Regions from separate parts of the Homo sapiens genome. Here all the other regions are linked to region 7. The links are chromatin loops, found by intact Hi-C in ENCODE. Cell type or tissue: GM12878. All regions are shown on one strand. Links, peaks and the distances in the headings refer to the core of each region. The heading gives the core; the rest is flanking DNA. Region 1 overlaps MACROD2 (mono-ADP ribosylhydrolase 2). Region 2 overlaps MACROD2 (mono-ADP ribosylhydrolase 2). Region 3 overlaps MACROD2 (mono-ADP ribosylhydrolase 2). Region 4 overlaps MACROD2 (mono-ADP ribosylhydrolase 2). Region 5 overlaps MACROD2 (mono-ADP ribosylhydrolase 2). Region 6 overlaps MACROD2 (mono-ADP ribosylhydrolase 2). Region 7 overlaps MACROD2 (mono-ADP ribosylhydrolase 2).

Evidence for each region. Peaks named below come from ENCODE experiments on the same cell type or tissue, not always from the same donor. Only the 100,000 strongest peaks of a DNase experiment are listed, where the experiment ranks them.
Region 1: a loop joins it to region 7, with 4 times the contacts of the local background. A loop is called at or near these places in 1 of 110 quality-filtered maps.
Region 2: a loop joins it to region 7, with 4 times the contacts of the local background. A loop is called at or near these places in 1 of 110 quality-filtered maps.
Region 3: a loop joins it to region 7, with 3 times the contacts of the local background. A loop is called at or near these places in 1 of 110 quality-filtered maps.
Region 4: it touches region 7 in a loop (4-fold over the local background); 1 of 110 quality-filtered maps calls a loop at or near these places.
Region 5: it touches region 7 in a loop (2.6-fold over the local background); 1 of 110 quality-filtered maps calls a loop at or near these places.
Region 6: a loop joins it to region 7, with 2.7 times the contacts of the local background. A loop is called at or near these places in 1 of 110 quality-filtered maps.

The regions. Positions count from the first base shown.
Region 1 is chr20:15,160,218-15,164,706 of GRCh38, forward strand. The region is part of intron 5 of MACROD2 (mono-ADP ribosylhydrolase 2); the gene reads left to right. Among named protein-coding and RNA genes, the nearest start is that of MACROD2-AS1, 230 kb to the left of the region's middle. RefSeq lists an enhancer at 2,226-2,315. In GM12878, for the core only: no CTCF peak of the experiment used is centred there; DNase peaks (open chromatin) are centred at 2,024 and 2,324; H3K4me3 peaks cover 757 bases; H3K27ac peaks cover 562 bases.
Region 2 is chr20:14,900,025-14,904,513 of GRCh38, forward strand. All of the region lies in intron 5 of MACROD2 (mono-ADP ribosylhydrolase 2), which reads left to right. The region is part of intron 1 of MACROD2-AS1 (MACROD2 antisense RNA 1); the gene reads right to left. Among named protein-coding and RNA genes, the nearest start is that of MACROD2-AS1, 27 kb to the right of the region's middle. RefSeq lists an enhancer at 2,681-2,750. In GM12878, for the core only: no CTCF peak of the experiment used is centred there; a DNase peak (open chromatin) is centred at 2,587; H3K27ac peaks cover 315 bases.
Region 3 is chr20:14,399,892-14,404,380 of GRCh38, forward strand. All of the region lies in intron 3 of MACROD2 (mono-ADP ribosylhydrolase 2), which reads left to right. Among named protein-coding and RNA genes, the nearest start is that of FLRT3, 65 kb to the left of the region's middle. In GM12878, for the core only: no CTCF peak of the experiment used is centred there; no DNase peak of the experiment used is centred there.
Region 4 is chr20:15,315,624-15,320,112 of GRCh38, forward strand. The region is part of intron 6 of MACROD2 (mono-ADP ribosylhydrolase 2); the gene reads left to right. Among named protein-coding and RNA genes, the nearest start is that of MACROD2-AS1, 390 kb to the left of the region's middle. In GM12878, for the core only: no CTCF peak of the experiment used is centred there; DNase peaks (open chromatin) are centred at 2,138 and 3,240; H3K4me3 peaks cover 772 bases; H3K27ac peaks cover 3,359 bases.
Region 5 is chr20:15,197,930-15,202,418 of GRCh38, forward strand. The region is part of intron 5 of MACROD2 (mono-ADP ribosylhydrolase 2); the gene reads left to right. Among named protein-coding and RNA genes, the nearest start is that of MACROD2-AS1, 270 kb to the left of the region's middle. In GM12878, for the core only: no CTCF peak of the experiment used is centred there; a DNase peak (open chromatin) is centred at 2,302.
Region 6 is chr20:14,722,390-14,726,878 of GRCh38, forward strand. All of the region lies in intron 5 of MACROD2 (mono-ADP ribosylhydrolase 2), which reads left to right. Among named protein-coding and RNA genes, the nearest start is that of MACROD2-IT1, 170 kb to the left of the region's middle. In GM12878, for the core only: no CTCF peak of the experiment used is centred there; DNase peaks (open chromatin) are centred at 1,398 and 2,278; H3K27ac peaks cover 1,069 bases.
Region 7 is chr20:14,830,512-14,835,000 of GRCh38, forward strand. All of the region lies in intron 5 of MACROD2 (mono-ADP ribosylhydrolase 2), which reads left to right. Among named protein-coding and RNA genes, the nearest start is that of MACROD2-AS1, 97 kb to the right of the region's middle. RefSeq lists a silencer at 248-297 and an enhancer at 2,310-2,359. In GM12878, for the core only: no CTCF peak of the experiment used is centred there; DNase peaks (open chromatin) are centred at 180, 580 and 2,360; H3K27ac peaks cover 2,332 bases.

The DNA.
Region 1 (4,489 bases), core at 154-4,153, 330 kb after region 7:
CATTAAGAAGAGAAACCCCCAAGCTTGGGCACTGGCAGTGGAATGGAGAAAGAGGATGAATGTAAGAGAGATTCTGGAACAAGAAATGGTGAACTATCATAGCGATTTGATATGAGGGCAAAGGAGCTGTAGACAACAATTCCAAAGTTTCAACTAAAAACATTGTAGAAACCACTCTATTGCAATTTCGGCAACTTTTCAAGTTTGATTTATTTGGAGAGTATAGTAGAGAACACACATTTTCTGAAGAAGTACTAGTCATATTTGTCCTTTGACCCTACTTTTTATAAGACCTCCTTTAGTGTCACACCTATGAATCATTTATTTATTCAAAAAATTAATGACCTCCTATTCTATGGCAGGCATAAACAGGAGAAAAATAGACACGATCCCATTTACCTTCACCCTTCCACCCATATCCTCTCCCCACTATCTGCCCCCAGTGCTTTTCAGTTTGGATAAGGAGAAAATATCAGTAGAAAAACTGACTTAACCCATTATATCCCTTGATCTAATAGTATTTTTTAAATATGTATTTGAAATTGGGTCCATTTTTTTCTGGATACATAAATTATTAGTTCCTAATCTGATCTGCAACAATTTCAGGAAACAATTACTGAATTATCTGTGCTTAATTTGAGCAGATGATAGCTAATTCCATGTGCCCAGAACCTATCTTTGTAAATTATTTTGATTATTTTTTTTACTAGAGAGATAGAAGTTTTGCAGGAAGTTAACATGGATCAAGGAGTGGATGACACACACATATGCATGTGCATGCACACTGTTATACAATTGATGAAAATGTCATAAGGTGTAAGGAGCAGTAGAAGTTTTTATTAGATAGTTCACCTTTAAATCCTGGTTTTGCCTCATTGCCATGTGGATTGGACATGTCAGTTCACCTCTCTGAGTCTCAGTTTCTACATATATACAATGGGACTAATCTTCAGCTGGCTGTAACAAGAATTAAATTAGATAAATCTGAAAATGATTAACACAACTGAGGACATAATATGCTCAATAAAAAAATCATTTGCAGGTCTTTTGGGAATGGTACAAACTGGACCTAAATCAAGTTATATTATTATAGTACGATAATTTGAGTTATATTTATATAATATGAAAATTATTAATAAATAATTGTAATAACATATAATAATGTAATATAATATAGTATAATTAATAAAATATTACCTCCTACACACTGGTTAAAAGTGTTCATGTACTATTAACTCTAGTTAAAATCTTCGTGTGTTTCTTCTGATCTTAGATCAAGAGGAATCTCATAATATTTGTACATACTGCCCATTCTAAGTGGGCTACTAGTAAATATACAAAGAAGCTGTAATAAGCATATGGCTTAGTATAGAAGAGAAGAAAAAATCCAGTAAATTACGATTTTCTTCTAAAAAACACCATCTGGATGCTGGTTCAGCTGCATTATCTCACTAATTTACATTTTATTTTCTCAAGAGACAAAGGTATATTCAATAAAAGAAGAAAATCCAGTTTAGAATGCTTGTCTCTGGAACCTGTCAGCTACACTTAATTTCTACGTAGATGCAGAAATGAGGAGTTTCCTCATCAATGTTTAAACAAAGCATAGAATTAATCACTCAACATTCAGAAGAATCAAAGTCAAAATCAAAATAAGATACTTTATTGAATTTATCTCTCCCTGCAGTTTGGAATTTAATCCTGACTAGAAGTCAAAACAAATGCACTTTTTAGATGTTGATAAGATGAAAATCAATCAATCGATATAGGTGTTGTATTGTATTAAAATGGCTTAATGGGGTTAATTAAAAACCATCTTAGAAATAAAGAAGATAAAATACAGATTACTATTCTAACAGTAGAAGGGACTAAATATCGTGAAGAGTCTTACAGCTGAAAACTACCTAGAAGCTGAGTAATAACGGACATTTGAATGACTTGCTGCGCTTTCAAGAAAGTAAAGGAGATCCCCAAGTTTTTGTTTTTGTTTTGTATTGTATTGTTTTTTAAAAAGGACTAGGAGCAGAAAGAGGAGTGGTAGGAGTGGTAAGTAAGAGCTGAGGCTCAGGATGACTTGAAGGCATTGTGAAAATTAATAGCCATAAGAGAAAATGGAAGACTAGACCTTGAACCTGGACAAAGATACGTTTGAATCTGAGATGTTTGCATAAAGTTAGACACTAAGAAGGTTATATTCGTGGTGAAAGGGTGGTCCAGGAAAAAAATCCACCTGCCAGCAAAGAGAGATGTCATAAAACCTGGCTATGTCCATGACTACTACAAATGGAAAATGAAAGTAGAACTAAAACTCAGAATTCTTCTTGAGGATTTGTAACTATCGACATTGCTTCTGTGGCTTTGTGGTTCAAACCCTTAGCACAGAAATAAAAATGATTTCTTTTTTGGAACTACCCTCTGGCAACTGACAGAAGCAACAGTAAATGCTGTGTGGAGGAAACATGCTTAGATAAAATAACTCTCAATACGTATTTGTGTATGTAGAAAAGTTATCTTTTAAGAGCAAGAATAAAATAGCATGATTTCAGATTAACAAAAACTGGGTAAGTTTATAATCAACAAGTTCTTCCTAATATAGCATGCATTCAGGGAGAAACACAATAATTGAAATAATATCAAAGAGGTTTATAAGACAAGAAAGCTTGGTGATAACAAAGGAGAAATCAAGTGTAAATAAACATGACTGTATAAAATAATATGCATTAAACATTAAATTTGGCATTAAACAAATTAGATACAACAAATAAACAGAATACCATGGCAGGTAAGCTGAAAGGTAGATGATCTAAGTTAAAGCATTTTAAAGCCCTTATATTGTTTACAAGGAGATTAAAATAATCTGTAAAGTCTAGTAAACACTGAAACTATAACATGAATTTTAAGTTTGAATTGAACAGAATAGGGTCAGGGATAATCAGTGAATCCAAAGAAAAGACATAAGACTGGAAAAAAGAGAAAATAAAAATGAAAAGACATATAGTTTAGCTACCTCAATTATCACCATAAGCATAAAAAGACTAATTTCCCTGGTTAAAATACAGAGATTATCAGAAGATTAAACTATTCAGGAAAAAAAAAGAACTTTATACTATTTACAAGATTTGTCAGAAATACTATTTAAAAAGATATGATGTTATTAGACAATCAAAGATTGATATGACTGTTAGAAGAAATGAACAAGTCTATAATTTTAGTAGGAGATTTAGAAATAGCATTCTCACTAATTAAGAGGTAAATCTAATACAACAAATTAGAAGCTTTGAATAGTACAATTAACAAGCTTGTAATTTACATAAGTATAGAAACCTGATCTTCAAAATTAGAAATTAATATTTTCTGGGATTTATTGAATAGTCATAAGAGTTGACCATATTCTAGGCCAAGGATCAGCAAATTATGGCTGACAGACCTAATCCAGCTCATGTCCTGTTTGAGTATGACCCTCAAATTAAAACCTTTTTTTTTTTAACATTTTTAATGGATTGTAAATTTTTTTCAAAAAGACAATGTATGACAGAAACCACATGTGGTCCACAAAGCCTGATATATTTACTATGTAAACCTTTACAGAAAAAGCTGACTCATGTTATAGGCCATAGAGAAAAGTCCAATGTATTTCATATGTCATCATTCAATAAATATTTATCAAAACCCATTATATGCTGGGCAATTCTTTAGGCACTGAAAATGATAGCACAGTGAATGAAACAGACAAAAATCCTTCTGAGGACACTTGCATTCTACTGGGGGAGGCAGACAAAAAGTAAAGTAAATAAATAAAATACATAGTGTGTCTGATGGCAATCAATGTTAAGAAAAAAAATCAGAGAAAATAACAATTGTTATTTCGCAAAATTTAATACTCAAAGGACATACAGTGAGCCCTCCATATCTGTGGGTTCCACATCTGTGGATTTAATCAACTGTGGATAGAAAATATTTTAAAAAAATAAAACAAAAGTTACAATAAGAAATAATTCAAATAAAAATACAGCATAACAGCTATTTAAATAACATTTACATTGTATTAGGTATTATAAGAAATCTAGAGACGATTTAAAGTATACAGGAAGATGTGTGTACATTATTTTCTAATATGCCATTTTTTATAAGGGACTTCAGCATTTGTGGACTTTGGTATGAGAAGGTGGGAAGGAGAGAGGCCTTGAACCAACCCCACAAAGACAGGAACAACTGTAATTTATTGGTTAAAAATCATAATAAAAATTTAAAAACACTTAGAACTGAATCATAATAAAATCAGTACATATTAAAATCCTTGAGATGCAATCAAGGTGTATGTTTAATTTTACATGCTATATTAGAAAAAATAAAGATTGAATATTAATGAGGTGTAAGGCTAATTGAAGAAGTAACAGGCTGGGTATGGTGGCTCATGCCTGTAATGCTGGTACTTTGGAAGGCCAAGACAGGAGGACCACTTGAGGCCAGGAGTTCAAAACCAGCCAGG
Region 2 (4,489 bases), core at 162-4,161, 70 kb after region 7:
CTGCTGTATTTTGTCAAATACTTTTTCTGCATCTATTGAGATGAGCATATGGTTTATATCTTTGATTCTTTTAATAATATATATTACATGATTACTTTTCATATGTTGAACCAACTTTGAATTTCTGGAATAGCTCCCACTTGGTCATGATTATAATTCTTTTTAAAAGCTGCTGGGTTTGGTTTACTAGGAAATTGGTGGAAGATCTTTTCACCTATATTCATAGGGGATATTAGCCTGTAATTTTCTTTTCTTCTGAAATTTTTGTCTAGTTTTAGTATCCGAATAATACTGGCTTCATAGAATGAGCTCGGAAGTGTTTCTTCGTACTCTTTATTAGAAGAATGTGAGGATTAGTTGCAATTCTTCAAAGTATTTAATAGTAGAATTCACCAGTAGAAACCATTTAGGTCTGGGCTTTTCTTTGCAGGAAATATTTTTATTACAAGTCAATCTCTTTGCTTGTTACAGTTTTATTTAGACTTTCTGTTTCTTCTTGAGTGAGTTCAGTAGTTTGCGTCTTTCTGAGATTTTTTTTAAATTTCTTCTTGCTTATCTAATTTATTGGTCTACAATTAGTTATAGTATTCTTGTAAAATCTTTTTTGTTTCTGCGAGGTCAGTAGTAATGTCCCCTCTTTAATTATGATTTTAGTAATTGAGCCCTTTTTTTTTCTTTGCCAGTCAGCTAAAGGTTTGTCAATTTTGTTGGTCCTTTCAAATAACCCATGTTTGGTTTCATTGGTTTTCTCTTTTGTTATTCTATTCTCTATTTCATTTGTTTCTGCTTAAGTTTTTATTATTTCTCTTATTTTGCTTGCTTTGCATTTATGTTGCTCTTTTTCTGGTTTCTTTCAGATTTTCTTTGTGGATGTGCTCTGAAATACTAGAAAATTGAAACCAATTCTATTTCCCTTCAGCAAAGCATTAATTATTGTGAAATACTAATGTAAAGTCAATGTAATAGCAACTATTTATTTAAATGAGTAGATATACTGCAAGAAAACATTTTACTGCATATATGAACATAACCAAAGGGCATCTTTAAAGACAGAAACTTTAAATGCCAAATGCATTTTTCATATTTTGAGTTTCATTTCAAGACATCTGATGGAAGATAGTATTATTCTATAATAAAATATTTTAACTTTTACTTATAGTAGATGCAGTAAACACTATTGCAGCTTTAAAAATACTTATTATAGTACTTAGCATTAGACAAATTGTTTGAAGTTTTAAAAAAATCTTTACAAATTAAAAGCTATAGAGTGCCTATAATCCTTTAATTCAAAACAGTTGTTTTCATTTTCCAATAAATTGGTAAAAGGGAACTTAATGACATTGTCTTTCCACTAAACATCCTAGCTGTTTTCAAGAAAACAGAATTAACAAGAAACTTAAAAAATAATATTGTAAAGCAGACAGTATTCTAAGTCATTACAGTTAATACAACAACAAAAATTCAGTGTGAAACTCTTGAAACGAACTTTAGGATATATTCGGTTAAATTATGGTCTACTATTTGTAATTTCATGAATTTTTTTCCAAGTATTGGAAATGATCTAAATGGCTGTGTTTGTGTCACAATAATGTTCAGGTTACAATATGCTGTATATTTAAAATTACCTTTGCATTTTAAAAATAACTATTTAAAACACTGCCAAAATCGGCATCATAATTATTTTGGAAGACTTAAAATAAATACACCAAAAACAAAACCAGAATTTGCATCTAATTGCCTGGAATAGTTTCTCTAGCCTCATTTGCCAGACAGAGGAATGAGTATCTTGAAAATCTAAGGTTCTTTAGGGCTATAGGATTGTATGCCTATCAGCTTGGATTGCTTTTTGCTTTATTTGACTGTGGCCAAAGGTGGAAAAGGCCTTCTTAGATATTCTTACTAGGAAATGTAATCTTGAAGTCTATGTCAAAGCTTTCACACAAAATTGGTATAAAATTTATACAGTGGAACTTACTCTAAGCAGTCAATAATAGCTATATTTCTGAAAAGATGATTTTAAAGCCAACTGCAATAAATGGAATAACTAACATTTACATGTGCTAAATCTTCTAATTTATTGGAAATATTGAAGGGCCATTAAATTTAAAAATGCTTTTGTAAATGCAAAACATTAACCTCTAATTTAATCCTTGTAGGAATACAATTTTTTTTAAATCAAATTTTCCTGAAGCAGCCATAGCTGAATTAGTTGTTTTACTTTTCAAAATTCGCGGTGAAGGGTTACATTTAAAGCAGAGAGGAGCCCCCTTTTTCCTCTTCATTTATTCTAAGTAGTACCTGAAAGCAAAAGTTGGCAGGCCGCAGGCAGAGAATAGGTCAGCCACATTGTTCCTTGCCTTGCTGATGCAAAAGAGAGAACATTTCAAAGTAAAACAAGGATTGGCATCAGAGAAATTGAGTTCTGTGCTCTTTTAAAATAATCTTCCTGAGGCATTCTTTCAGAAAACTAGCATTTACCCTCCCCATACCACACGAGTGAAAAAGTGACCTTTTTCAGAGAGCTCAAAGTCAAATTAGTTCTGTAAGTCAGTCTAGGGGGAAGTGAGAGCCAATTTGTGGTCAGGGTTGCCAAAGAGCCAATGTCCAAGAAAAGAAGAGAGGCAGGGTGGTCAGGACGTGCTGAGAAAGACTGAAAAAAATAGGGACCTTGCAGCTGTTGAGGCCATAGTAGTGACTCTAGGGAACATGTAGTCTAAAAAGCCTATCTAAAAGCAAAGTTCAGCCTTGAGAGCAAGAGCTGGGAAGGACTCAAGGAATGCCATGAACTCCACATGAGGGAAACAGATCACAATACATAAATGTAAGTTCAAAGGCAGAAGAAGAGAAAGAGTTATGAGAGGTAAATGGAGAGGGTACCATGTAGGAAGTCACAGAGAAGCAGTAATACAAGGAAAGATTATAGGTCACTTTTTTGCTCTTCTGTCAGCAAAACCCATGTAGTAAAAGAAGTACGTCAGGGAGAGGACATCTAAAGGTTTCTTTTTTTTCTTTCCCTTTTTTTTTTTTTTTTTTTGAGACATAGTTTCGCTCTTGTTGCCCAGGCTGGAGTGCAATGGTGTGATCTCGGCTCACTGCAACCTGTGTCTCCCGGATTCAAGCGATTCGCCTGCCTCAGCCTCCCGAGTAGCTGGGATTACAGGTGCCTGCCACCATGCCCAGCTAAATTTGTATTCTTAGTAGAGACGGGGTTTCACCATATTGGCCAAGCTGGTCTCAAACTTCTGATCACAGATGATCCATCCGCCTCGGCCTCCCAAAGTGCTGGGATTATAGGCGTGAGCCACTGCACCCGGCCCAGGTTTCTTACATGACTTATTTGAAGAAGACAGGAACAGACAACAGATGATCATATCAAAGACCAAAAACAACCTAACATGACAGTTAACCTTGGCTGCAGAATTCTTATTAATTCCTAATGAGAGTAGACTGATGATAACACAATTATGCCTGAAATTAATTTGAATACATAATTTAATGTATTTATAGTTTATCAGCACTATAATTTTGTTAGTTTTAAATTTTTATTTAAAAATTATTTAGATATATCAGGAGTAAAAATTGCTGAACCTGGGAGCACTTAGAATTTTGACAGGTTGCAGTATTCATTAGGATACTGTTAGATGCTGTGACAAATAATCCCCACATTTCAGCAGCTTAATACAGTAAAGGCTTCTTAACAGACTAGCGTAGGTAACTGTTCCCGGCCAGTAAGAGTGGGCAGATCTGCTGCATGTGGTCATTTAGGAATACAGGCTGATGGAGGCTTTCCCACTATCAGTGTATGACTTCTGTTATTATTCTGGGCACTGATGTTCATCTCACTGAAGGGGTTAAAGAATGAAGAAGCGTGCATGAAAGGTTTTTTTATTTTTCTTCACATTCTCTCGCTGAGAATGTAACCACAGGGCTACAGTAAACTGCAGGGCAGACTAGAAAGTATAGTCCAACTGAGTGCCCAGAAAGAAGGGAAATAGAGATTTTAGTGAACACTAAGAAGTTTCTGCCTGGTACACATAATCACTGGACTCATGGGAGGGACTGTGATACCATGTCTACATCTACCAAAGACTTTAAACATACTGGGATCTTAGTAGGCTCCTGAATGGGTTACAAAGTTGGTTCTTGGATATAGTTAGTATGAATTTGTAGAACTAGCAACAGTGGAATGCTGTTGGATAGTCAAATTTTCCTAAGGCATAGATTTATTCTAAATTTTACTTGTATTCTAATCTCTGGGGTTTATGTGACTCATTCACATAAAAATAGAAAAATCAGTGTATATCTGATAATTGGCAGTATTCACTGATTTTATCCATATAAAATATCTTTTATGATAGAACTAAAGATGTGACATGTCTTTGACAAATCACTGTGCCTAATTAGAATATTATGTTTCAAATATAACTTAAAAATATATAGGTGGGTACATATATGCATTATGCATATATGTACATTAGTGTGTATACAT
Region 3 (4,489 bases), core at 167-4,166, 430 kb before region 7:
GTATTCTCAGTTCTAGAATTAGATTTTTAAAAATCTTTCCTGTTTTTATTTAACATGCTTAATCTTTCTTCTGTCTACTTGGATGTACAGAATATAGTTACAAAGATTTAATGCCCTTGTCTACTAATTTTCTCATTTCTGTCCTAAGTATTTGTATTGATTAATTTTTCTCCTTGTAGGTTGTATTTTTTTCTTGTCTTAGTAAGCATTGTAATTGTTGACTGGATGAGAGACATTGTGAAATTTATAATATTGGGTGCTAAATATTTTTGAATCCCTATCAATATCTTAACTTTTATTCTAGGATTCATTGGAGTTACTGGAAAGTAGTTTGACCCTTTCAAGCCTTGCTTTTAAGGTTTGTTAGACAGTACCAGAGCAGATTTTATTCTAGGGCTAATTTTCCCCACTACTGGGTTTAATACCTTTTGAGTACTCTCCCTGATGACCCGTAAATTATGAGGTTTTTCCATTCTGGCTAATTGGAACATAAACTTTCCCCAGTCATGTTTGAATGCCAGATATTATTCCTCTCAGGTAGTTTTATCATATGCATGTGCTGATCAGTACTAAGCTGAAAATACAAGGGGATACTGCCTGTAAATCTTGTAGCTCTTCTGTATATCCTTTCAATATTCTGCCAGTGAACTACAGCTGTCATGGCATTTCTGGGTGCCATACTCCATTTCCTCAACTTTAAAAGAATGTCTGGATCTACCTCCGTTCCTCCTCCCTACACTGTCATGTGGAAAATGTCTCCGGGCAGCAAGATGGGGCAATCCTAGGGCTGATTTTATTTGCTGCTTTTCTCTCAGGGATCACTGTTCTGTACTGCCTAATGTCCTATGTCTTGTAAATCTTGAGTCATATATGTTGTCTTATATTTTTAGATGCTTCAGACTGGAGTGTATATCTGGTTCCTGTTATTCTATCTTGTCCAGCAGTGGAAGTCCTTTTACCATATTTATACTCTACTGTGAGTCATAATGATCTATATTAATAATATCCATTAGTACTTATGATGTTAATGGTAAATGTTCTTTGGTGTGGTAATGCCATATGATTTGCTATAGACTATCATCATTACAGAGATGCAGGCTGTATCCACATCGGTCTATACAGACTTCAACCGACTTGGTTGAAGTGGCTGGTCAATTTAAACTCTTGCCTAATTCTATCAAAAACTAATTTTCGTGTTCTTCAAATCAATTAATCATTCCATAAATTAACTAAATTGAGCAGATTTCTGAGTATACGTGTAGTCTAGTTATATTATTTATGCCAAGGGATAGTTCTGGAAACTGCATATTTCCATTCCAGTAGGTTGATTCCATGTGTTTGCTATTGTGAATAGTGCTGTGGCAAACATAGGTATGCATGTGTCTTTATAATAGAATGATTTATATTCCTTTGGGTATATACCCAATAATGGGATTGCTGAGTCAACTGGTATTTCTGTCTTTAAGTCTTTGAAGAATCTCCACACTGTCTTCCACAATGACTGAACTGAAAGAGCAAATTTTAATTGTTACTGTATGCTTTCTTTACTGCCTGAAATTTTTGTTTGTGTATTTTACATAAATAAATAAATAGAATCACACAGATATTGTATTTTTTTCCATTAATCCAAATATGAATCTAAATAAGTCACACTTATTTCTTCTTGGGTGTTAATTGCCTTTTTTGACAACCATTCATCCAATCAGTGTGTTTATTCTGAATTGACTCAATTCAAGTAAAACACTCAGCATGTGATTTCCTTTTTCTTTGTAAGTCCCCTGTCAACACTGATGGATGTCATTGTGAAAAGGCATCTCATGGTGGTTTTGTTGGTTCACAGATCTGTCTGTTTTTTTTTCCCCAATACAAATTTGAGTCTGCCATCATATACTTTAGTTTCATCTTTGTTGTAATCTAGATTATAATTGTTTTATTTCATATTTATTTCCCCTTCTGCTAGACTATCATACTGATCTTGTATGGGAGAGGGTGTGTCAGTACTGTTGCTTCCTGCTTTAGATCCACAAATTGAAGTGCCATCCACCAGCTGTTACATTCTCTGAACAGGCAGCTTGCCAACAAACCAGAGATTTTCTGATATACTGCAGGCTTTGTCAATTATTTTAATATACTTAGATATAGAAATATTTTCATGGTACAGAGTATGTATTAGCTGTTTTCCTTGCATCAATAAACAGCTATTATAGTTCAATTATAAGTGTATGTGTATGTGTATGTGCATGGGTATATATGTCTCATGCTCAGTGTCTTCTGGCTTTAATTTGTTGCCTGGAATTAAAAATTATGAACTCTGAGGAGCAGTGGCTTTTTTGTGTTAGTGTTGTTTTCTAAAACACTTAAGTTCTGGTTGTAGTTTATGCAATTTTTAGTTGCTTTGAAAATATGACACAGAAAGTGTTCTGGAATAAAATGTACCCAAGAGAATTGTATTTATCCCATTCATTTGCTGCTCATCCTTAATTCTTGCCTTTTCATGATCTTTATAAACACATTGCTCTAAATATTCTAGCTTGGGTTTTCTTAGATTAAGCATTTTATGCCAGTGGTGGTAAAACTGAAAAGGAAGGTTCACATCATAGGGGAAATGTATGTGTGTACGTATGTATGTCTGTGTCTGTGTGTGTGTGAGTGTGTTTGTGTATGTCTGTGGGGTTTTGCTACAAAGGTTAAATCCCAGAAATGTTATGATAGTTTATAGAAAATGTGTCTCAGTTACAGCTGAGTTAAATAAGAACCCTGAGGTAATGCTCTAAGAAAAATGAACACTTGATGCCCTTTTCTTTAGTGTCCCCTTAGAGTTGCCTAATAGGATCTTAGTGAACTAACAATCATAAACAGACCAATAGAAAGAAACCTTCTTCCTTAGAGGAAAAACAGTTTCAGAGTCTTGGGGTATTCAGTTTGCTCATGTTGTTAGAATAGTTTCTTTTGCCAAACACTGAACATTGGGGCTGTGTTTTCTTGTTCAAGAAGGAGGAAGAGGCTATATGCTAATGACAGAAGGCAGCTACTTGCATGGGTAATAGACTCAAAGGAATGTAAATGGCTTTCATAAGGCAAAATATCTCGTGTATAAACACTTCAAAATCTAGAACTCATATTTCATTAACAAAGATATTATTTCCTTGTCTTATTTAAAACTCACAAGATATTTTAAAAATTATGTTTGATATTGGGATATTAAAGAAATTCTTTTATTTTGGAATTTTCTCAAGATGAGACAAATGTAGAATTATGCATTTGTTTAAATACCAATGGAAATAAAAAAATCACTTCTAAGGGGTCCATAAACAATGCTTATTGACTTACTGGCTCATTGTACCCCCAAACACTGACATTGCCATGTCACTGGATGATTTTTCATTAATTAAGGAAAAAGCCAAGTACTTTATTTACAAAAAATTGTTAATTTTGACATTACCTTAATGTCTTTTTACAGATGTAAGGCATTTTACACATCCCCCTGCCCTCAATTATTTGGTTGGCTTTATTTTAAATAAAAATCAAGGGATGGTATTTTTTTTAAAAAGCCCAAAGTATATAAATGTGAAACTCTTCAGTAAATGATCAGAACTTAATATCCAGTTTGCTATTGAAACATTACAAATCACTAACTATAAAGGTTGAAATAGAATTGCAGCATCAGAAATAATATTTTAGCTTTAGAAATACAAACCAGAAATACAAAGCAGAAATTTTGTTGCCTGTAAAATCAGTACTACATCCTTTTATGGAATAGAAGATTTCTTTTTCACAGAGTATTCTCTGGAGCCAAATACCTGGGTTGTCAAAAATGCTGCAAAATGAGAATTTAGTTTACAGTAGTTGCAATTGGGCAGTGTACCCTAATTGACTTGGAACTAGAAATCTATTAAAAGGAAGCCTATTAACCAGATCTCAAAAATTCCTGTAGATAAAGCTCTAGCAAATATGAGCTTACAATCAAAATTCATAAAACATGCAAGAGCCCAAGATACCCTAAATAATATAACTATTGGAAAAATCAGATATAGAATAAAAATTTATATGTTTAATATGATAAAAAATAATTAGGGGAGTTGAAAATAAAAGTAAGTAAATTAGAATAACCAGTTAAATTGGACAAACATAAACAGAACTATAATAAATTGAAAGTATAATAATTGAAACTGTAGATCAGACCGTGGAATGAAAACATGAGTGAATTAGGGAAATATAGATGTGAGGAAATTCCCAATAAGGCAGAAGAGAAAGATAGAGACACAACACATGAAAGAGAGATTAAGGTACATTAAATATAGATTTAGAATATATATCTAGTCAGAGTTCCAGAATGAGATAATAAGAGAATAGGGTAGAGGTAGTATTTGAAAACATAAAGGCTAAGAATTTTCCAGATATGATTAAGGAAGCACATGTATACAAAGCAAGAGAAGTCAAGAGAAATCTAATGGGGCAGGTGCGGTTGCTCATGGCTGTAATCCCAGCA
Region 4 (4,489 bases), core at 240-4,239, 490 kb after region 7:
ATTAAGACATTTACAGATGGACAAAATCTGAGGAAGTTAATAGTAGACCTGCCCTATAGGAAATGTTAAACAGAATTATTCAGGCTAAAATGACAGTAAGTTGAAGTCATATGTAGAAATAATGAACTCTGGTGAAGGTAAATGCATAGGTAAATGTAAAAGCCAGTATTATTTTATCTTTGGTTAATAACTCCTCTTTTGATTTCTTATATGATTTAAAAGGCAAATGCACAAAAAGTATAAATATATGGTTAATTGCCTCACAGTGCATAAAGATGTAATTTGTAACAATAACAACATAAAGCAGGCAAAAGCTGCATTTGGACACTCTTTTTATCTATTGAAGCTAAATTGATATCAATTCAAAATAGATTACTGTAAATTTAGGATGCTAATTATAATTCCCACAGTAACCACTGAGAAAATATCTTTAAAAAACACACAAAAAGAAATAAGGAAGAAGTAATAATGGCACACTAAAAAAAAAAAAAGTCAGTTAACCCCAAAAGAAAGCAATAATGAAGGAAATAAGGAACAAAAAAAGTATAACATATACAGAAAACAAATAGCAAAATGACAGAATTAAGAACTTCCTTATCAGTAATTATTTTAAATGCTCATGGATAAAATTTTCCCAAAGGCAGAAATGGTCAGACAGATAAAAACACGATTCCAGAGATTACTTTAGATCTAAAGATAAATGTGGGTTCAAAGCAAAAATATGGATAAAGATATTCCATGCAAGTAGTAACCAAAAGAAAGCCAGGGTGGCTCTACTAATATCAGGCAAAATGATCTTTTAGTCAAAAGCTATTAAAAGAGAGAAAGAAGGACATTAAATATTAATAAAAGAGTCTATTCTTTAAGAAGCCATAGCATTTATAAACATATAGGCAACAAACAACAGAGCCAAAAGATATGAAGCAAACACTGATGGACTTCAAGGGAGAAATAGATAGTTCTACAGTAACTATTAGAGATTTAAATATCCCACTTTCAGTAATGGATAGAACACTGAAATGGAGACCAAGAAGGACATAGAGAACTTGAATAGCACCATACACCAACTAGACCTGACAGAGATTTTGAACACTCCATTCCACAACAGCTGAATACACATTCTTCTCAATTTCTTCTGGGCCTGTTTCCAGAATAGACCATACGGTAGGCCACAAAAACAATTTTCAATTAATTTGAAAAGACTGAAATCATGTAAGTGATCTTCTCTGACCACAATGACATGAAGTTAGAAACCAATAACAACAACAACAAAAAATACTGGAAAGTCCACAAATATGTGAAAAATAAAATTAAATAACACACTCTTTAATACCAATAAACCAAAGAAGAAATCACTCTGGTAAATTGCAAAATTCCTAAACATGAATGAAAATAAAAACACACATACACAAACTTACAGGATGCAGAAAAAGCAGTGCTCAGAGGGTGACTTATAGCTGTAAATGCCAACATTAAAAATAAAGATCTCAAATCAATAATCCAATTTTGCACTTTAAGAAAGTAGAAAACAATAAGCAAACTAAGCCCAAGGCTTGTATTAAAAAAGGAAATAATAATTATTAGAGCAGAGATAAATGAAATAGAGGATAGAAAAACATCAGAGTAAACCTGGAGGACCTTGACTAATTCCCCTGACTAAACGAAAATGGTGATATTTCTATAGACCTACAACAAAAATATCATAAGAGAATATTCGAACTATTACAGAACAGAGATAAAATTGACAAGTCTCTAGAAACATACAATGTAGCAAAACTGACTCAAGAAGAAACATTAGTATTAGTGTTCTCCAGTGAAACAGAGCTAAGAAGATATCTATATCTCTGTCCATCCATCTAATCTATCTATCTATCTATCTATCTATCTATCTATCTATCTATCTGTCTATCTATCTCTATCAAGATATTTATTATAAAGAATTGGTTCACTTGATAATGGAGGCTGAAAAGATCCAAGATCTGGAGAACCAAAAAAGTTGAGAATATAAGTTCCAGTCCAATGGCTTTTTGAGTCTGGCAGGCTTCAGACTCAAAAACAACCAGTGTTTCAGTTTGAGTCTAAAGGCAGAAAAATAGCAATGTTTCAGCTAAAGGTAGTCAAGCAGAAGGGTTTCTTTTTATTTAGTTTTTTTTGTACTGTTGAGGTTTTCAGTTAACTGGTTGAAGCCCAAGCACATTAGGGAGGAAGGACAGTCTGCATTACTCAGTCTACTAATTCAAATGTTAATCTCATCCAGAGACACTGTTACAAAAACACCCAGAATGATGTTTGGCCAAATGTCTGGGACCAGTCAAGCTGATACATAAAATTAGCCATCAGAGATATAGTTAATAAAACTAAAAGTTAGATCCTTGAAAAGATCAACAAAATTGTCAAATCTTTAGCAAGACGAAGAAAAAAACAGAAGTTGCACTTAATTGAAATCAGAAGAAAACAGAAGTTGCACTTAACTGAAATCAGAAAAAAATAGAAGTTGCACTTAACTAAAATCAGAAATGAAAGTGGTGACATTTCTATAGACCTTCTACCACGAAAAGATCATAAGAGAATATTTGAACTATTGTATGCTAACAAATTACAAAACATGGATGAAATTGACAATTCTCTAGAAGCATACAAGGTAGCAAAACTGACTCATGAAGAAACAAAATTTGAACAGATTTATATAACAAGAAATTATATCAGTAATTAAACACTTCCCAACAAAGAAAAGCCTAAGACCAGATGGTTTTACTGGTGAATCTACTCAACATTTAAGCAATTAACAGCAATCCTTCTCAAACTTTTCCAAAAAATGGAAGAGGGAACATGTTCTAACTCATTCTATGTGGCCAGCTTATCCTGATACCAAAGCCAGACAAAGACATCACTAGAAATAAGAAAATTATGGACCAAAATCCCTTATGATTATAGATGAAGAAATCCTCAAGAAATACTAGCAAACTCAATTTAATAGCATATTAAAAGGATTATACATTATAACTAAATGGGATTTATCACAGAAATGCCAGAGTCATTCAATAAGATAACAGCAATCAATGTAATACACCATATTAATAGAACAAAGGAAAAAATAATTATCTTAACCAGTGCAGAAAAAGAATTTGACACAATCCAAAACCTTTCATGAGAAAAATACTCAAAAACTAGAAATGGGAGAAACTTTCTCAACATGTTAAAGGACATTTATGAAAACCTGATGATTAATACCATGGTCAATGGTGAAAGACTGAAACCTTTCTCTTTAAAATTAAGAACAAGACAAGGATGTTTGCTTTCAATATTGCTGTTCAACATTGTACTAAAAGTTCCAGACAGAGGATGTAGGCAAGAAAAAATAAGGAGCATTAAAATTGGAAAGGAAGAAGTAAAACTATTTCTAATGGCAGATAACATGATTCTCTATATTAAAAATTCCAAAAATCCACAAAAAGAGAAAACTGCTAGTGTTAGTAAACAAAGTCAGCAAAGTTGCAGGGCACAACATCAATACACACAAATCAGTTGCTTCTATATACCAGTAATTAACAAACTGAAAAGAAAATTAAGAATATACTTTTCTTTAGAATAAGAGCAAAGGAATAATATATGCAGGAATAAATTTAAATAATAAATGAATTGTACACTTAAAACAATAAAACATTGCTGAAAGTAATTCAAGAAGCTATAAATAAATGGAAGGCATCTAATGCTTATGAATTAGAAGACTTAAAATTGTTAAGATGGCAAAAATACCCAATGCTATGTATAGATTCTATGAAATCCCTCTCACAATTCCAATTGTCCTTTTTTGCAGAAATGAGAAAGTCACCTACTAGAATAGCATTAATCCAAAATCTGAAAATAGCAAGTGTTGGTGAAGATGTGGAGAAACTGGAACCTTTATGCAATGCTAATGGGAATGTAAAATGGTACAGCCTCCGTAGGAAACAGTTTGGCAGTTCCTTAAAAGGCTAAATATAGAATTACATCATCCCCTAGAATTTTCACTTCTAGGTAAATACCCCAAAGAGTGAACAACAGGAACTCAATCAATACATGTGCATTGAAGCACTACGCACAATAGCCAAACTGTGGAAATGCATGAATGGAGAAATTAATTGTGGTATACAATGGAATATTTTTTAGCCATAAAAAGGAATGAAATACTGAACATGCTATACTGTGGGTGAACCTCAAAAAAGTTATGCTAAGTGAATGAAGCCAGACACAATAGGTCCCATATTGTATAATCTCAATTATATGAAATATCTAGAATTGGTAAATCCATAGTTATAGAAATTAGTTTTTTCATTGCCAGGGGGCTGTAATCCCAGCACTTTGGGAGACCGAGGTGGGCGGATCACCTCAGGTCAGGAGTTCGAGACCAGCCTGGCCAACATGGTGAAACCCCATCTCTACTAAAAATAAATTGCTGAGCGTGGTGACTCATGCCTGTAATCCCAGCTAATCAGGAAGCTGAGGCAGG
Region 5 (4,489 bases), core at 267-4,266, 370 kb after region 7:
CAAGCAATTTTCCTGCCTTGGCCTGGCCTCCTTTTTTTTTTTTTTTTTTTGAGACGGAGTCTTGCTCTGTCACCCAGGCTGGAGTGCAATGGTTCAGTCTCAGCTTACTGTAAACTCCACCTCCCAGGTTCAAGCGATTCTCCTGCTTCAGCCTCCTGAGTAGCTGAGACTACAGGCGTGTACCACCACACCGGCTAATTTCTGTATTTTCAGTAGAGACGGGGTTTCACTATGTTGGCCAGACAGGTCTCGAACTCCTGACCTCGTGATCCACCCGCCTCAGCCTCCCAGAGTGTTTGAATTACAGGCATGAGCCAACGCACCCAGCCTCTCAGCCTCCTTAAGTGCTGGGATTACAAGGTGTGAGCCACTGTGCCTGGCCAGAAGTTTCCAATTTTTAAAAGTTAAGGTAGTTCTTAATTTTCTAATTATAAGCATTGCCAACGCGTCAGTTCTAAGTGAATATGTTTATTAGAAGGCATAATAAAAAGCAAAAATTCGTCATAAATTTACTGCTCAGAGATAATTATTGCTTACATTTGACACTTGGCATTTTTATTATTTTTTATACCTATTTATTTACATTTGTATACTAGAGATCACTGGATATACAACTGAGCGTCTTCATGTTTTCAATAAAATACTATATCATTAGTATTATCCTGTGTAAACTTTCTCATAATTATTATTTAATAATGGTATAATATTCCTTTGGGTTAATGGACTATAATTCATTTCACTGCTCCCTTGTGGTTGGCAGTTTATTTTTTCCCAATTTCTCTTTTGTATAGAATCCTGTGAGGGCAATTTTTATGAACCCCACAATTTACATTTACAAAGTTATTTCCATAGAAGAGACTCCGTAGAGTGTAGCAATCTGCTGGGAACTAGAAGCATATCAAAGGCTCTTGACATGTGACTCCACCAGTGCTTATGTGTGCTTATCTCATGGCCTCCTGACTGGGTTCGAGTTTCATAGATTGTTCAGTCTTTTCTAATAGTTGTTTTAAATTTAATGTCATTGAATAGTGGCTTCATTGAGCATTTTTTTTCAAATGTGAATTAGCATCTGGACTTCTTTTTTTTTTTTTTTTTGTACGTGATCTACATCCTTTTAGATAGTGGCAACTGGACAGATGTAACATTAATCTGCACTGTAGGCCAAGTGCAGTGGCTGATGCCTGCAATCCTAGCACTTTGGGAGGCTGAGGTGAGAGGATTACTTGAGTCCAACCCGGCCAATATAGAGACCTCATGTCTACAAAAAGTTAAAAAAGTTAGCCAGGCATGGTTGTGCATGCCTATAGTCCCAGCTACTTGGGGGACTGAGGTGGGAGGATCACTCTGAGCCTGGGAGGTCGAAGCTGCAGTGAGCTGTGATCGCACCAATGCACTCCAGCCTAGGCAACAGAAAAAGATCCTGTCTCAAAAAAACAAAAAACAAACAACAACAACAAAAACACTGTGTAAATGTATGTATGTGTGACTCCAGGTGACTTATTTAACCTCTTTGAATTTCCATTCTTTCATTTGCAAAATGACGATAATAATGAAGACTTCACAGAGTAGTAAGAATTAAATGAGATATTATAAGCATAATACTTAGCACAATTCCTGGCAGTGGTAAAGAGCCGTTAAATGACTTTGTTATAATTGTTACTAAAATTATAATTAACATTTTTTCAAGTATCTATTGGGGAAATAGATATTTTCTATTGGCGTACATGAGCTTTTTATGGATTAAATACATTATTCATTTGTCATATTTGCTTATGGAAATATTTTCCAGTTTGTTCATGCTGTTTTAAAGTTTGTTAAATTATTTTACCTCTGTTTCTGTGTTTTGTCAAAATGAGGACCAAATAAGTTGTTACAGCACTTAACAGAAACAAAAAGTAGCCACAACCCTTTGGGCATCCTCTAAGCATTTGGTCATTACTATCATTAGCATCAGGGGACAGGAATATAAAGAGCATACAGCACCTACTATTCAATAATGAGGCAGAAGTCAAGTTGAAAAGTTCAGTTCTGAAGATGTCATTCATAATGATACCAACTCAGATTGTAGTTATTTTCAAGTCTAAACACTTAAACATTTATTAGAGTAAATAACCGTTAAAAATAAGAGGAGAAAAATTATCTTCTTTCAAGAACCTGCCTCCAAATTTATCTTAACCTCTGAAATGCGGCCTTCGTAGTTTCAGCTAAGGCCTTGTTTCATCAGCATACTGGGTCATAAGTTGAAGAAGAAAAAAACTGGAGTAAAAAACTTGAGGTTTCAGATAGTCTCCCCCACCCTCTGGGAATTCACTGGTGACTGATTTAAATACTGAAACTTCACATGCTACTTTGATGACTATATATTCAGTCACCTTCCTTTGGATTAAATTGCCATACTCTTATTTTTTCAATCTGGTTTTCTTTGCAATGTTTGACCCTGTCACCCAATTACCTCATTTTTGGTGGGGTAAAGGTGAGAAAAGATCAAATCACTGTTAGTAGCTGCAGAGGCTTTAAAAGACTCATTTACCAGTATGGTTGTATCATGTTTAAATTTCTAAATGGCTAAGCAACATGTGCCACTCTCTGAGTAGACTTAAAATGATGAAACTAAGTGAAACCATATTAACTACGTAAGGGGATCACTAGGATCCCAGGTTGTGCTATTTGCTAGCAATCATTACAGTTTATTTAAACTCCGTGTGCTAGAAAGTTATAAAATGGCACAAGGCATGATCCCGATTTGTAGTTCAGAGACTAAATCTATGAGATTTCACTATAGGTAATCTAACTGGTATTTGTTTAAGTTACAGATACAATCAGAGCAGCCCTTCTCAAACTTTAATGTTTATACAGATCCTCTATACATCTTTTTAACATGCAGATTCTGATTCAGTGGGCCTGAGATTCTGCATTTGTAACAAGCTCTCAGGAGATGCCCCTGTTGCTAGACCATGGACCACACTTTGAGTAACAAGGGGTTAGAAGCAAATTATCAACTGGGAGTACATAAATAATTCACTAGGAAGCTCATTAAACACAGATTTCCAATGCTACTCCCAGAGACTGATTTAGCAGGTTTAGGGTGGGGCCCCAAGATTTCGAATTCCCAACCACCTCCCAGGTGCTGCTGCTGCTGCTGATCTGCAAACCATAATTTGGGTAGCTTTAATTTAGAAGTACTCAAACTCCCTGCATCTCGGACATAAAGCAAAAGTTAATTATGGTGAGATGAAACATGGGTTAGTGGAAAGTCTCTTAGGTTGTCTAGAAGGAAACTGGGTTCTTTGACACAGAGCTTCTCTACAGATCTCAGTTTCCTCACCTGTAAAATAAGCCAAATGATGAGTGCCCCCCTCCCCAGATATCTAACATACCAAGCAGATGAATACACTTTTAATTTGACACATAAGTTTTAACTATTTTGGCCATGTCTCCTCTAACATTCGCAGGACCCAGGACAAGAGTACAAATGGACACCTAATGCCATATGGATAAACATTTAGTAGTTATACATTAAGCCAACAAGTACATGAGACAATGATACAAATTGCTTATTATTGCAATAGGTGACTTAGCCAATACGTGCAACTGTCACACATTCAACTCTAATTCATGAATACTGCCCAAGACCACAGTTTGTTACATGAAAGAAATTGAGATGGATAGTTGTTTCTCCTAGGAAACAACACTTTATTATTTGAGAATCTTTTGCACTTAAGGTATTTTAGAGAAAGGATTTGACAGGTTAATTAATTATTTTTCCCCTTACCTAAGCACTTCTATTGCTAAGTCCTCCCTCCACTCTGAAAGGGTGTCCATCTCTGATGTCTGCATTTGCACAATCCACAACCCTTTGTGACATTCAAATGCAGTCTCCTTTTATTCTGAGATACAGGAAAAGAGATGTAAGCACCTCCCTGGGGTCTGAACAGTGTTAATGATGAGATCAGATGTTTAGGATTATACATCACATTCTGCCAGAGCTGAACACTGAATCCCAGTGACCAAAGTAAATTGGCATGTGTATAAAATACAGGACCCACGGAAGGGGCACCTATTTATTGGATCTAGGGCAGTATTATTTTGGTGGTCATAAGGGAACTGATACCTGAACCTGAATATCACTCAAAGATCACTCATGGTGCCTGATATTTGGAAGAGACATTTGAAGGACCAGACGAACCACTTATTCTTTTAGATGCTCTAAAATTGAACCGTATAAAAAGTAGACTATGCCGAAGTCATATCATTTTAGCTACATGGAGAAATCTTGTTCCAAATCAAGAGATAATGATATACCCTCTGGTTCTTTGATGACAGTGTGGTGGCTATATGCAGAATGTTTCTGCACCATTTGCATAACTACTGCTTAAGATATCCACTATGTCATTCAATATCCCTTATATGAGAGTTCAATGAGGTAGACGTCCTTAAATTTACTATCAGGTTAAGAAAAGAGCAGATTGTCTCTTTGGACAACTTCGTG
Region 6 (4,489 bases), core at 297-4,296, 110 kb before region 7:
AGAGGTTAACTCAGATAATCTAGGTTAGGTTTCTGACAGGGCATGTGGCACAAAGACCCTGAACACGTTTTTCTTTCCCCCTGTACTTTCCTCACACCCACTTGTTCAAACTCTCCTTCTTCCTTTAGTCTTGCAGCTGTTATTCTATCACTGGCACTTCCTGTGCTTTTCACATAGTAAGCAGTAAGTAAATGGTTTTTAAACATAATTCTATAATCATTATTTGCTTTTTTATTGAAATACATATGGAACAGCCTATATGTAGCCCTTGTATCTTCTCATCAATCCTAAGTTTTAAGTTCAAGTAGAATTTAGTTGCCAATTTAGACACCTATATTGGTTCCCAAATGTAATGAAACAAAGCTAATAAAATTCTTTAAACAAAAAACAAAAACAAAAAGGTATTGTCTCTGCTTCTTAGTAGCACTTTCTCTATAGCCATCTCTTTGAGTGATGTCTGACTTTATCTTCTGCCAAAGATAGATAATGTTTATATCAGACAAAAAAATAATTATAATAACATAAGATCGTAAGAAATGACTTGTCAGCTTATATTAATCTGACTTTGGTCTCTGATCATGGCCACCAGATATATTTGGTGGAACCACTCCCTTGTCAGACCACCTTGCAGGTTAAATCTGTAACCCAAACACCTCCCCACTTCTCTTTTAATTCTCAGCTTTTTAAACTTTAAGTGGCTTAAATTTGATCTTTACATTCCACTGTCATTCCAGCACATACACAAAAATATGTATTTTGTGCTATCTCCTTGGTGTAGTGACTGTGTGGTAAGATGGAAAGACTATTATTGAGCTTGGAATCAAGTCCCTGCTTTGGCACGCGTTAGCTGGGCTGCAGTTTTCTCATCAGGAGCATGATTCAGATTGTTTATTCTTATATATCCTTTTTGATTATTACCTTTTGCAGCTCTATTCACTGGAAATGAGGGGACTAGAAAAGAGAAAAAAGAGATAAAACATTGACTAACGTGTCTTTGTGCCATTTTCAGTCACTGCTTTGGAATCTGGCAGGAGAGCTAATATTCCTGTTTCATTTTTATTGGGCTTAAAATATATGTTTATCTTCTCTTGATGAAGATTTGGTATTTTTTTTATCCCTCGGATTTCTTCTTTGAGGTGACTAAATGTGCTGTTTCTTAGAAAGCTTGGCTGGAACTTTTCATCTAGTGTGCTAGAGTCTCTATAAAACATATCTAAATAATTTTCAAAGACTTTGCTTTAAATGCCTGTTGAATTCTCCTGGGTAATATTAGCTGAGTTTCCTCATGTACATTTGGTGGTACATTTTTATAATTATTTCTATTTGGTGCTATTCGGCTTTTCACAAAAATTATGTATCTGGTCATATCCCTTGGTCTGTGGGCCATTGTGACTCAGATTTCAGATTGCATACGTATGTGTTAAATGGAGTTTCATTCTCGTAAAAGAAACCTTACTGAACATGACCACTCTTCTAGTGGTTTCCATGTGAAATGAATTATGTTCTATTGTAATCTGGAGTCTTTTCATTTTCCTGTGAGAAATGGTTTGAAAATTGTATTCTGTTGTTTACACTGTTGGGTATCTCTTAGGAGGCTTATACAGAGGATAAGAACTAAGATAGCTTTGCTCTCCTTACTTCTTGGTGTATCTACATAGCATAAAAATTAAGATTTATTTCTTAAGGACTATGAATGTTTTGTAACATTCAATTTTGAGACATTCAAATATGCTGAGTGTTTTTTAAACAGATACTCTGTAAAAATGAATGTACTAAGTTCTCAGACTAAGGTGTTTTTTTTTCCCACTCATATGTAGAGGAAGTTTGGTGTTGTGGTTAAAATTATGAACTCTGGGGTAAGACTGATTTGATTTGGGTATCAATCTCTGCCTCTATTTGACTGAGTAAATTTCATAACTACCTTAAAGCTCCGTTTCATCACCTTTAAAATGGGGATAATAATAGTTCCCATCACCCATTTTACTCAACAAGATTTATCAAAGGCCCAATATGTGTGAGTTTATGTTGTAAATGGTAGGGATGCCCCATAAGAGAAAATTCCTATTTTTGACTTCTACTGAAAGGAAATAAGCAACATGAGTAAATGTGCATGAAAAAGCAGTAGAAACAACTCTGATAAAATAGGATTGGGCACTATATTAGGTTCAATAGTTTATGAAATCCTTTCTGCAGAGGATATTTTTAAGCTGGGGCTTTAAGAAGGAAATGAGAGAAGAGCATTCAAGCAAAGGAAACACATATGGTAACAATTCTGTGCTAAGAATGAGTTTGCTATATTCGAGTAAAAGGCAAAAAGGCCAGTGAGACTTGAGCATGATCATCTAAGGAGAAAGTCATTCAGGTATTAGACAAAGACAGGCTCAGGAACTGTAGAGTCCTGTAAGCCAAGAAAGGAGATGGGGTTTTATTTGAAGTATGTTGGGAGCCACTGGAAGGTTGTGAGGAGGAAGCACCATGGCTTGCTTAGTATTTTTTTACATATTACTTGGGATATTGTGTGGAGAATGGAATGTACAAAGAAGGCATGTTATGAGGCTACTGCAATAGCCCAGATGAGAAATAGTAGTGGATTAGATGAGGGTGGTACTTCTGGAGATGGAGACAAATGGGTAGTTTCAGAGTATGTTTTGGGGGTGAAGTCAACAGGCTTGCTCATGGATTGGATATGGGGAGTGAAAGGATGGGAAGAATCAAGAACAAATCCTAGGTTTTTGGCTTGAGCAACTGATGGATGACAACACCATTTCCTGAGATACGAGAGGGAGGAGAAGCAGGTTTTGGAAGTGATAACAAGAGTTGTTTCTTGGCCTTGTTAACAGCTACTTCAGGGTATTAAGTAGCACTTGAAAATGTGAATCTGGAGTTAGGGGGCCAGTCAGGGATAAAAATATAAATTTTGGAGTCATTGGTTTATAAGTATTGAGAATGGATGAGATCACCTAAGCAGAGAATGGAGATGGAAAAAAGAAGCTTCCCCAGAATGAATAGTGTAGTGCACCAGTGTTTAGACATCAGGGAGAAGAGAAATCAGCAAAGGAGACAGAGAAGGCATGCAAACTGAGCTAGAAAGAAAAATAGAATATGAAGCCCTTAGCATGCTCATATATAGTAGCTTCTCTATAAATGTTGATATATTATGTGTGTTTCCCCAGAACACTGAGATAAGGAGACTGAGAGATGGTCCCTGGAAGTGCTGGTACGGAAGTAGAAAGTGAGGCAATGGAAGGAGAGGAAGCCAGCAAAGCTTGTGTTTTCAAGCAGGTTACCAGCAAAAAACTGAAGCTCCATTCTGCTGGTGACCGCTGGGAAACAATATAGAATATGCCTCAGAGTAGCCGCCCCAGAGGGTGAGGACATAGATGTATTCATCCTCCAACCCCCATTTGTCATTAACTGAGGGCTGCTCTCTGGTGAGTGAACTCCTCAGCACTTTGGGGCTGCTCTATATGGGCCAAGAAAAAGCCCTTAGGGGTTGCAGATGCTGTTTGCACAGGAAACAGTGTGTGCACCCACAGTGTGTGCTAGAACAGGTGCTGAGCAGATCTGACAGTGGTTCCTGTTATCATGTCCCTTACGTGACTGGCTCTCATCATTATACCTTTCTTCATTGAAATATTATAGGAACAAAGGAAATTCCAATTGATAAAAATGAATTATTAAAACAAGAGAGAATTCAAAATTCTTCATAATGGTCATACCAAAAGATGTGATGAACTCATTGAAGCATATTAACCAATGGCTCAGTAATTCTCCTTATATTCTTGTTTGAAAGTAGCAATAAATTTTAAGGCATATTCCTTGAGTGCCAAAGACATCATTAAATGTGACACCATCAAATATGAAGATGAACACATATAACCTTGATATTTTGAAATACTAGAATAAGAATTCATACCATACAGTACCTTGAAATCCAATGCCTTTCTCCCAAAGGGATCAAAGGTTACGCTTGATGCTTTTCAGGGCACCTTGTACACAGGAGATCACTTGATCCTAACTCCTGGGATCAGAACGAATGAAGCGATTAGTGTCACAGGCGAAACTGAATTGCTTTTAAGCTTCTTATCTGAGCAAGTGTCGATACTGAGATCAAGACTTAGGTTTGCTAAACTCTGATTTGGTTTCCTCATCTCTCTGCCATAATGGAAATAGTAAAATGTTTCCTAGTGCTTATAATATGCCAGACACTGCCCTAATCACTTTACAAAATTAGCTAATTTTATCGTCAAAACAACACTATGGCTTAAGTAGCATTATTGTCTTGCTTTTAACTACTCGGGCATCAAGTTAGGAAACTGGTTCAGTTCACATCTCATAAGTACGAAAGTAGGGATTCAAACCCAGGCACCTGCCTCCAGCTCTGTTCTCCTCAGATGACTCTTACACAGCTGTTACACAGCTTATGTGGCAGTAATAGGCTGTGATCTTATCCCTGACTATATGAATTACTTGGAAAAAATCACACACA
Region 7 (4,489 bases), core at 168-4,167:
TTTCTATTTCATTTTCTCAAACTGGAAGAAATATCTGGATGTGCACATAGCACTAGAAAAATCAATAAGTAATCTAGATATTGATTTACTGAATACCCAACATGCAGATTGAGAGAAACCATATTCAAAATGTGACAATTCAGTTAAAAGTGAACTGAAACAAGGGTGCGGTTACTAATAGGCAGGGAATTACTAGGCAGATGCATATCAGAGCCAGATCCCCAAGGGAAGGGCTTATTTCACCTACGTGATAGCACAGTTTGTACTCAGGCACTTGAGAAACAATAATTTACCATAATTGAACCAGCCACAAATATTTATTTTGTTAAATCAGACCCACAATACCAGCCTGTCTGTGCTTTGCTGGCTAGAAAATGTCCTCATGAGTCTTAAATTTATCCTTAAAATATATTTAAAAAAATAATCTTAACTGGCTTTACCTGTACCTAGTTCAAATCGTTTTCTCTTTATGCACGGTGAAATCTCAATGTTGGTTACTGTTTCTGCACATTTCCCTCGGGATGGTGGTTTGTGAGCATACCTACCTGTGCTGCTGTGTTGCGAGCCTCACTTTGCTCACCTGGGTTTCCCCAAGTGTTGTGTTTCACCACTGGGAGGAACTGGCCACTGCTGTCACCTCACCACCTACCATAAGGCCTAATATATGACATATGTCTAATATATATTTGTTGAATAAGTTAATTACTCTGGATTCCTACCTGTGGCGCAGTGGCTGACACACATATATCTGCACTGCCTTTTGTGAGTGACTGAATGAACGTATGCATTTGCCATTTGGGAATATTTTCAGTTTTATCGACGTGACTGTTTAGAGGCATAATCACAGACTTATAGGAAAAAAACGTTTAGGAAATAATTCTTTGCAGATATCCTTTTGGAATATCCATGTAAGATTTGCCTTTTGACAGTTACTCCCCAATCCTCCTGCCTACCTTATCCCTCCCATTAAAAAAAGAGCAACAACAGCCGGGTGCTGTGGCTCAGACCTGTAATCCCAGCACTTTGGGAGGCCGAGGAGGGTGGATCACCTGAGGTCGGGAGTTTGAGACCAGCCTGGCCAACATGGCGAAACCCCATCTTTACTAAAAAATACAAACAATAGCCAGGTGTGGTGGCGGGCGCTTGTAATCCCGGCTACTCAGGAGGCTGAGGCAGGAGAATCGCTTGAACCGGGAAGGCGGAGGTTGCAGTGAGCTGAGATCGCGCCACTGCACTCCAGCCTGGGTGACAAGAGTGAAACTCCGTCTCAAAAAAAAAAAAAAAAAAAAAAAAAAAGCAACAACACAAGATATCTGGCACACGTTGTCCTGCCGAGTTGTTGTGAGTTTGTCATCGTTTTCGTTTGTTGTTGCTGTTGTGTAAGCTTCACGTTTGGTGATTGTTATGTTCTTGGGGATGCATTCTGACTATATTGGGTCCCCTTGAGACCAGTGTTGCAACCAAAAGAAGCAGAGAAGATGTAGTCCCTACCCTCCCGCACCTCGACTTCATGCCTTTGCGAGTTTTTTTTTTTTTTTTTTTTTTTTTTGAGAGGGAGTCTCGCTCTGTGGCCCAGGCTGGAGTGCAGTGGCACGATCTCGGCTCACTGCAAGCTCTGCCTCCCGGGTTCACGCCATTCTCCTGCCTCAGCCTCCCGAGTAGCTGGGACTGCAGGTGCCCGCCACCATGGCCGGCTAATTTTTTGTATTTTTTTAGTTGAAACGGGGTTTCACTGTATTAGCCTCGAGTTCTTTAACTACTTGATCTTCACTGAATTGATCAGGCTGAGAAAGAAACAGAACAGTGTCAGAAGCCAACCAGTCAGGTGAAAATATTGTGTTTTGCAAGTAAGGGGGGTTGAAGAATGAGAGGGATGGGAAGGAGGGAGGTACAGAGGAGGGGAGAAGAGCAGGTGCGCTAAGGTATGGAATGGCAGTTTGAGGAAGGCTGGGTCCACATCTTCTGTTCTGATGCAACCCCCTCACTGCTGCTTCCTAGAGGGACCTTCAGAAAGAGCCACATTTGTTTTCAAGGCTTTCTGGAGTTAGACTTCTACCTCTTTGGGGTGCCCCACTGGTCTCAAGGGAATCCAACACAGTCAGGATGCATCCCCAAGAGATTGTAAATACATACAATTTAATTGTTATAATTATCTTTTTCCTGTTTGCATCTCAGTTAAACATTGTAAAAAATGTTGAGATGCTACTTCTCTTAATTTCAGTTCCCTCACAGAGCAGAGCCTGAGTCAAGATCTTGAGTGCAAGCAGTTTACTTGACTTGTTTATTTGACTTAGCCTGGGAAGTAGAAGTGAGGTAGAGAGTGAGCTAAGAACAGGGGAAAACCCAGTGAAGGATGTGCTGTTTAGGGGGTTACCACTGTGGGCAACTGAGTTTTGGTCCTGCTGGGAACCCTCTGAAGAACCATGTAGTAAATGTAACCTCAAACCTGCCTATCTAAGTAGCACTGTTCAATAGAACTTTCTGTAATGATGGAAACATTGTGTGTCCACACTGTCTTCTGCCATAGCCACATGTAGCTGTTTAGCATCTGAAATGTGACTAGTGTGACTGAGGAATTACATTTTTAGCATTAGTTAATTTTAGTTAACGTAAGTGTAAATAGCCATATATAGCTAGTCACTGCTGGATTGCACTGCACAGGTCCAAAGGATTGGATGTTCAGGCGTTTATCACTAACTCTCATTCCATACGTGGGGCTTATGGGGCTGTGGGTGTTAACTCCCTCATACTTCCAACCTGCCCTGCAAGGGGCTAAGATAGCTGCCATGACTTAGGAGAAATCCCTGAGGAAGAAAAAATTGAGAGAATCAAAGTCCTTAAGAGGAGACACTGCCTTGATACAAGAAAACTGTCCCTGACAGCTGCAGAAGAAATCACAGGCTGAGAGGACACACAGGAGGCACAAAGTACCCGTGTGATGCCACCTTATGAGGCATTGAAAAAGTGACAGTTTGGTATATTCATATCTGTTTTTACGATTCTGAAGTATCAAAGTTCACATCATAAGAAACGTAATTCTGGTAATAATCCTGAAGTTTTCAGTTAATTTAATGCTTGGAAACTTTTAATGTTTTCTAAATAGCTTTTTTTCCTCTCTTTTAAAACTTCAATTATTTCGATTTTACTCTAATGTAGGTACTAGGACAAAACGGTCACCTCATTAGTATGTAGTATTTTCTGTGTTTTCAATTATTACATTTTGAAATGCTAGTGGAAAATGCTGTCTGCCTTACTTTTTTATTTTCATAGAAGTGTATTTGAATTGGTTTCAACCACCATAAAGACTATTTCAACTTATTTGTTACTAATGATGCCATAGCTTAGTAAATTGCATAAGCTGAATAAAAATAGTATAACAAAAAATGTGGCAACTCTAGTGATTCAAAATGTGAAAAATGATGAGGCTCTATTTTCTTAAAGTTAGATTTAAACTATTCTATGAATATTTACATTTTAAAAAATTAAATTTTCTGAGAAAATCTTGCTTATCCCTAAAGATACCCATCAAGCTGTAAAAATGTAGAGTTTATATAGATAAATGAAACTACATAATATATTAGAGTGTTGCTATGTAGATATGAAAACAAAATTTACTCTTGCTTTTTGCATTTCTATGAAATAACTGTTTAAAGGTTAGGAATAAAGGCCAAAATTTGCATTTAAATGGATATATTTTAAGAAGAAATGCCAATTTGTGACCTTTACCCTTGCCGCTAGTATGGTTTTTTTTTTTTAGGATTAACAATCAAACTTCAGAGGAAACACTAGAAATATAAGCAAATTGATAGAAAATGTTTAGTTTAAACAGCTTCCCAGAAAACTGTTTTTATAGCCTGTAGGGAGGGCTAATTGGGCCTTGTCATGAATCAGTTTAATCATGTAAAATATATTTGATGACTGCAATGATAGTGAAAGATTGATCCGTAGTGGTATAAATCAGGGGTCCCAATCACTGCAGACTCAGTGGAAATGAATAGTTAAAATTCGAAGGGACCCATTAAGTGTATGATGGCAATCACAGATTTAAGGCTTCATTCTATATATTTATGTATGCATTTTAAAATCTTAAGAAGATACTTCAAAATATATTAGAGAATTTTTAAATTTGTAAAATCTACAATGGGTACTACAATATATCTACCTGTGAACCACCACAGTTGCTGGTTGAAATTACTTTATTCTATTATCTTCCAAGTTGTATTAGCCATTGTTAGATTTCAGTGTTATCAGGGTAATAGAAATTAGGTAGTGATTCAAAGTGTGTTTTAAATTATTCCTCTCTTTTCATTGACTAGTTGCATGTCTATGAGAATATGTGTGTATATATATTTATATGTGTGTATATATGTATATGTATAGTCTATACAGATTGACTATGTATAATATGTGTGTATATTTATATATAGACTATACATATATAGACTCTCTATATATACATACATATGTATATATGTTTGAGTGAGTGAAT